Linked DNA regions of Homo sapiens: region 1 is linked to region 2. A link is a contact called in ENCODE Hi-C or POLR2A ChIA-PET data. All regions are on one chromosome and are shown on one strand. The core of a region is the stretch at or near the end of the contact, and the rest is flanking DNA. Distances in the headings are between cores, read along the strand shown. Region 1 holds the start of SMIM3 (small integral membrane protein 3). Region 2 holds the start of SLC26A2 (solute carrier family 26 member 2).

What was found. Hi-C counts contacts between places; a loop is a spot of excess contacts on that map. ChIA-PET counts read pairs that join two places held with the same protein, here RNA polymerase II (POLR2A). Pooled maps may share reads with other maps.
Region 1: a loop to region 2 is called in a pooled map, with 4 times the contacts of the local background. The contact joins the promoter of SMIM3 here to the promoter of SLC26A2 in region 2. A Hi-C loop is called at or near these places in 5 of 50 pooled maps. POLR2A ChIA-PET finds 5 or more read pairs at or near these places in 2 of 52 experiments (activated CD8-positive, alpha-beta memory T cell and activated T-cell).

What each region holds. Positions count from the first base shown.
Region 1 is chr5:150,777,307-150,781,009 of GRCh38, forward strand. SMIM3 (small integral membrane protein 3) reads left to right here and starts at 1,451. Exons shown (of 2, transcript NM_032947.5): 1 at 1,451-1,666. It overlaps LOC124901110, which reads right to left and starts at 3,095. Exons shown (of 2, transcript XM_047417995.1): 1 at 2,601-3,095; 2 at 1-2,245. The coding sequence starts at 1,815. The coding sequence ends at 1,174. RefSeq lists a silencer at 1,346-1,535 and an enhancer at 1,973-2,834.
Region 2 is chr5:149,958,949-149,962,343 of GRCh38, forward strand. SLC26A2 (solute carrier family 26 member 2) reads left to right here and starts at 1,810. Exons shown (of 3, transcript NM_000112.4): 1 at 1,810-2,031. RefSeq lists enhancers at 226-829, 626-705 and a silencer at 1,746-1,865.

The DNA.
Region 1 (3,703 bases), core at 201-2,700, 820 kb after region 2:
CGATATTAAAGAGATACTAATAAATTGCTAAATGGAAAGGGAGACTAGGACTCAGCTGGCTCCAGGCCTGAGCTTCTGCCTTGTCCCAGAGGGAAGCCAATGTTCACAGCAGGGCACATGGAGTTACCAGTTGTCCACCCAAAGGAACTCTCATCCCCTTCACTAACCAGGGAAAATGTCATATTAAGATTGTCCTCCTGTTGCAGTGAGCCGAGATCATGCCACTGCACTCCAGCCTGGGCGACAGAGCGAGACTCCGTCTCAAAAAAAAAAAAAAAAAAAAAAAAGATTGTCCTCCTTCAATCTTTTTTTACTATTAAATGAGAGCTTTGTATTAAACTATTCAGAATTGGGTTGTCCTTGTTTTTAGGTTCCCACACTATCTCTTTTGAATAAAACATGTTGTTGGGTGACAGCCCTTAGGGTTTTTCTCAAATCATTTCTCATGTGAATCCCCTTCATCCTCACTGTCCTTCCCTTAAGAAACTGGCGTGTGATAATGATGATTTAGAGGTCATTTCTGCTGACCTCATCCCTGAATCAGAGGAAACAGCATGGAGTAAGTTCTAAGTTCGGGGCCCACACCATATCAAATTTAGGCCTGGGGAAGGCAGTATGGCTCTTTCCAAACCCTCCAAAACACTACTGGGCTCCAAGACTGCTCAAGGTCTCACTGATAGTCAAGGCTTGTGCTCCTTTTTTTCAGAAGAGTAAGATTAAAGAAAACCACTGTGAATTAAAAAGTGTGGGTGCCAACATGGGACGGGAGTCCCCCCTCACTCCATGGATGACATAGAGGGGGCAGAAGATTACAGAATTGGCATTGTCCTGCGTGGAAGCTGGGCCACCCACAGTGGCGTGGGAAGCCTCTCAGATGCTGGATTCTAATGGGCTCTTGATCACCTTGGATTGGGCTATTTCATTGTTATCACAAAATAAACAGGATGCTCCAAGTCATGTTATGGCAGAGAACCAACCAGCTTCACACTGGTCCTCTAAACCAATCCTCACAACAGGACTGGGAGACAGGTGTTACCTTTCCCACTTTACAGAGAATGAAACAGAGTGGCAAAGCCTCCGAAGGACCCTACACTTCGGACATCGCAAAGCAGGATCTGAGTCCCGGCTCCTCTGTCCAAACCTACTTGCTAGGCTTTCTTTCCCATGTCTACTCTATAGCTGGAAAGGTCGTGGAGGACACATTTTAGGCCAACCCTCTCGGTTTACAATCCAGAGAGGGGAGACCCTCAGAAGCCAAGCGACATGTCCACGGCTACGCGGCGAGTGTGTGGCAACGTGGAAGGGGAGCCCGAGACGCCCTGGTCTCTCCCTTCTCTCGCAGGTTCCTTTCTCCCCGAACGCAGCCCGCAGGGGACGCTGGAGGAGGAGCTGAGCTGGAGTTGCCGGGGCCCCGGGACCGGGCGTTCCGGGGGCGGTCCCCAGCAGCCGCGCATTCCAGAGCCAGCAGCGCGTCCTGGCCGCTCCTGCGCTCTCCCGCCTCCCGGGGCTCGGAGGAGCCGGGGCACGTTCCAGGAGCTGCCTAGGGCTGAGGTTCCAGGCCTGGGGGTCGCTTCCAGCTGCCAGATCCCGTGCAGTCCTGGGGACCCTGAGAAGCACCGAGCCATCCCTGACCCAGGAACTTTCCGCAGACTCGCCGCCATCTGGGGTGAGTGGGGCCACCGGGGGATTGTTTGTGGGGCTCTGGCAGAGCGGAGCTCTTCGGATTCGCGACCTACCTCTAGTGCGGCCCCTTTCCCCGGGCTCCCAACGTTCTTCTTTATGTCCGGTCTCTCCTCCCCATTTCTCCCTTTTCATCACTTTTGTATTTCTTGCCCTCACCCCCTCCTTTTTCTCCTGCTGTCAGCTCTTAAGTTCGAGCCTCCTAGTGCACAGAATTTTGGGCCTGGGGGAGGCGGAGCTTGGGTGGGCGAACCCCAGCCCCACTCGGAGACTGGCTTCTCTCCGGGTCCGCTGCCCTTGCCTTCTCGGGAAGCCTCCTCCTCGGGCAGACTGCCACCTCCTGGCTCTCCAGGCCCAGCGTCAGGGTTCAGCGCCCGGGCCTGAGCACCTGCTTGGGCGCTGCGCTGGGTTTGGGTCTTTGCACTTACCTGTCCCGCTTTTCTCGAGGCCCCGTGTAGAAGGCGCCAGGAGTTTGGAGTCAGGAGTGGCGGGTTCCAGCCCTGGTTCTGTCACTAACTGCTTCACCATCCTTGTTTTTCCATCAGTGAAATTGGGAAAACATTTTCTGCGTGCAGAAAGCAAAGGAGAAAGGACATGAGCAAAGTATCTTGGAGAGAAGGCTTCCTTCAAGCTCCCTCCTGCTGGTTAGCTGTCCCTTTCCTGAGGACGTAGTTGTTCCAGTTGCTGGTTGTTTTGCTCCCTAGTCTCCCCCATGCCAGTTTCTTGAGGGTAGGGACTGCCTGTCTATCGTCATCTCTGAGGCATTCTCAGCTCTTGGAGCAGGGCCTGGCTAACAGTAGGTGCTCCATACATATGTACTGAGTGAAAGGATGAAAGGTGTAACCCCCCCCGCCCCCCCCACAAATTGAAACAAACCTCAGGGGCTGTTATTCTGATTGAGGGCCAGGCTGGGCTCTTACTTATGCAGCTGCACTTGTTTCTTCTGGACCAGCTGGAATCCTGCTGCACCTGGGGGCTGAGGAGTCTCCGGTTCATCTGTGGTGAATACTAAGGTCCTCAAAGCTCCAGGGTGTGGTGGTGAAGGCTGCGCAATCACACAAGTATCAGAGATTCCTTGAACATCTGCTATGATGCGTGCTGCTACTGCAGTGGCCACATAGTTTGGAAGGATTGGGGATGCCTGAATTAGGTGGAGGTGGGAGCGGGAAGAACAGGTACTCTGGGGGTTAGGAGACCCTCTGAATTACCCTAATGGAGGCATTTCCCCTCTCTGGCCCTTGTCTTCCCTATCTGTAAAATGAAGACATGGGAGTGGAACAGATGTTTGTCTGTGGTTGAGCATGACATGCTCTTTGGTTTATGCAGGCCGCACAGCAGCCATCTAGACACACGCAAAGCAGCACAGCTGAGCTTTAGGACATCATGTGCTTCTGCAGTGACAACTGAAAAAAACTAAAAAGTGTTTTCCTGCTCCAGCCGGGACCTCCTGTTCCCAGCTGTCCTGGGACTGTGAATCATGCTGTGGGGGTTACAAGTCATGCTTCATGAACTCTCCCACAAGTGACCTCTCCGAACCTCAGAACTGTGGCTCCATGACACTAAAGATCTGGGGAGTCCCAGAGAACAGCCAGAGAACCACTGAGTCGCGGTGAGGTGTTAGAGATGCAAAACAAATGAGAGACTCTGGGGGCCTGTGGTCAGGTCAGATCCTGGGCCCTTGGGGGTGACAGACCAAGGGGATAAGGGCCAGTCACAGCCTCAGATGCTTTCTCAGCCATACGCCAATCCTTTAAACGTTGTGCCTCCATTTCTTCTCTATGGATTGAAACATGCAAAGGAAATACCTCCAAGGAAAGAGAATATCTTGGTTGGGTGTGGCGGTGGTATAAAAAATGGGCACGTGTACTCACAAACACAGTTTATTGAGGTATAGGAGTAAGTGTTGGCATTGCGACACCCTGCCTTGTCCTCCCCCACCCTGACTGGCCCAGTAAGCGGAATGATGTTATAATGATCATACTTGCCATTTACTGAGTACTTACTATAAGCTAGGCATGACTCT
Region 2 (3,395 bases), core at 560-3,059:
GGCATGAACCACCATGCCCGGCCAAATTTGGCCAATCTTTATTGGTGCCTGTTATATGCAAGGTCCTGGCTTCCCCACACAGACAAGAAAACAAACAAATAAATGAATAAATGTCAGCTGCAAGGATTGGAGTGGATTCTTGCATTTGCATAGCACAGTGAGTGTAGTGGTTAAGAGTGGGCTTTGCAGTCAGACGTGACTGTGTTAAAATCATGCTACTGTCACTTATTAACTGTGGGACGTTGGGCAGATCACCTAACATCTCTGAGCCTCATTTCCTCACCAAAAAAAAGAAGAATCATAATATGGCACCTCCTCTAAAGCTGTTGTGAGGATTAACTCATGTAATGAATGTGAAGAGTTCTGCGCAGGCACGTGATAAACATCCAGAAACTGTTTATTCTGCTTGTTGTGCAGTCTTTAGGGCTTAAACAAAGTACTTTACACTGATTGCCTTACCTGACCCTCTCCAGGACTCTGGGTGCTAGGGCATTAACTACCCTTTGAAAGGTGAAAACATTGATGCCCATTGAGGTGAAATGATTTGTCTTCAGCCACAAGGGGCAGCATCAGGAGTAGAACCCAAGTGTTTGTGTTCTGATTCCCAAGACAGCTTATGACGTTTTGGAAACTCTGAATCTGATGGGTGACAGAAACTTGGGGATCATCTCTAGATAAGAAAGGGAGTTCCTTGAATGACTGTGAAGACGTTCACCGGAAAGGGAAGGAAAGGAAGTTAATCATGCTTCCTTCACAGGCCCTCCTTCACCCCCATCTAGTGGGCACATGCAAGCTACAAACAAGGTGAGGAATGAACAAATTAATACATACTCAATAGTGGCCAGTTCGAGGCAGATAATTAAATCAAGATGACCTGAAAGGATGTGACTGGCTGTGGCTAGTTTACACAGGGTGGTCAGGGACGGCCTCGCCATGGAGAGGGCTGGTGTTTTGGCTGAGACCTGAGAGACCAGAAGAAATCTGATGGCCAGAACCAATGTTTAGGTCCCTAAAGAGAACAAGCGTGGCGAGCAAAGGGGGCCAGTATGGGTGGAGATCAGCGAGGGAGGGGGGCAGAGATGAGTGCCCGAAGCACACAGTACCTTGGCATAGGGAGGGTTTGATTTTACCTACAAATGCCATTAAACCCACTAAGGATTTTAACAAAAACTACAATTACATTTTAATTTACATTTTATGTTTTATAGAGACAAGGTTCGGCTATACTGCCCAGGTTGATCTCGAACCCCTGGGTTCAAGCGATCCTCCCTACTCGGTCCCCCAAAGTGCTGGGATTACAAGCGTGAGCCGCTGCGCCCGGCCTTTTAATTTACATTTTAGCCTTCCGGTTACTGGAATCTTTGATGGGGAATGAGTTATAGTGAGGCAAGAGCCTCTAACATTCTAGGAGCTCTTTTCCCGTTCGGGGCCTCAATTTCCCGTTCTACAAAGGCGGGTGGGAGGGAACGGGGTCCCAAGTAGTACTGGATAAAGAGGTGGCCGATCGCAAACGCTGAGCACTTCAAAACTCTGGGCAGAGCGCTTCCGCGCCTCTCCTGCTATTTCACCCTGGCCACAGGCTAGCCGCCGAGGCCGGTCATCCGCTCTCTCCGCGGAGGAGTCAACGCCACGGAAGCAGCGGCGGAACCTCTCTAAGAATCCTTCCAGCTTGTGCTCTTCTGTCCAGGGCAGCCAATCGCGAGGAGGAGAGTAGTCAGAGGGCGGCACCCTCCCCGGTCTGGGCCGAGTTATTGGCTGGTGGTAGCGTCGCTCGCCCGGCAGTACCACGTGACGGCCTCGGCCGCGGGCGTTTACACTGGCTCTGCCTCCGGCATCTCTTCGCCGGTGCGTCCTCGCCGCGCCCGTAGGTCCCGGCAGCCGGGCCCCGCCTCCTTCGGAGTCCGAGCGATGGGCGGGGAAAGGGACAGGCAGGTATAGCTCTGTCGGCGCCGCGGTGTCCACCTCAGTCAGGCCACGGTGGAAGACGCGTGCCGCGGCGCCTGGTTGCCTGCAGCGGCCCGGACCCGAGAGGTGAGAAGAGGGAAGCGGACCAGGGAAGAGGGAGGGAGCGGTGCTGGCCGCCAAGCGGTCAGCGGGCCCCTCCCAGAGTCATTCTGCCTGGGTCCCCGCGCGGTAGAATCCCAGATCAGGGGTCGCCGCCGTGGAGCGGGGCGTGCGTCAGGTTATTTCCCGGGTGGTCCGGGGCCGGGCGAGTGGCACTGCACCCTGGTGATCCGGGCCTGCCCGTCTGGCTGGCGGCTGCCCACCCGCCCTCCATCCCGCGTATCTCGCCGTATCTCGCCGGGTGCCACGCACTCCGCTGCTTTTCCAGTCCTCGTTGATCCGTCTCGAACCTAGATATCTGGAATAGGGATCGAGGAGATAGGAGCCACCACCACCTCGGACAGATGGGGAAACTGAGGCCGGCACAGGCGAGACGGCTTGGTTATCTTGGTTATTAAAAATCACACACCCGATTAAGTACAAAATCAGGACCTGTTCTTTCGGACTCACACACTAAGTTGGTATTATTTCACTGGATGGATGGAAACACTGAGAAGACAGAGAGGGCCCAGAGCCTTGCCTAAAAATACACAGCAAGTCTTTTGCAGAGCTAGGACTTGTACCCAGCTCTCCAAACTCATAGACTATCAGCCTGGGCTCCTTCCTTGCACAGATTGGGGATCACAGTGAGTTAGAAACATTCAGAACTTAAATTGCCTTCCGGCGCCCATTCTAGTTAACCTGTCTTTTCTCCTTGTCCCCAACAGTTCTTTATGTGAAATCTACAACTAATGTGATATGCAATACTAGATTAAGCAGAACTTTTTGTTTTTGAAAATTGAATCAATAAGAAATGGAGGGCCAAAGCTGTGGGAAAGGAATGGACCCTTTAAAATCAGGAATCTCAAGGCAGGATATAGCAAGGGACAGAGACTAATAGCTGTCGTTTATTGAGTAAATGCTATGTGCCAGGCACTGTGGTAGGTAGTTGTGTTAGCCTTACAAACCAGCAAGTTAGGTAATGTTACCCCATTTTACAGGTCAGAAATTGATGCTGAGTACAGTGAAGTTTTACAAAACCATTGCCATATGACTGCTGAGCAGTATAGCTGGGATCTGAACAGAGATCTGTTTGACTTCCAGAACACATCCAGTGATTCTCCAAGTGTGGTCCTAAGCTCACTCGTTCAGCATCATCTAGCGTGTGGAGTCCTGGATCTCATCCTTGGATTTGCAGGGATGGTCCTAAGAAGCTAACGGCTCTCTGTATTTGACAATTATTGTACTGTAATGTGCTGCCTCCTAGGGGAAGATCTAGAGGTGAACATACTCTGGGCTAGGGGTAATTTTTGAGGGAAAAAAATCACTTTTTTTTAATTTCTGATTTGACT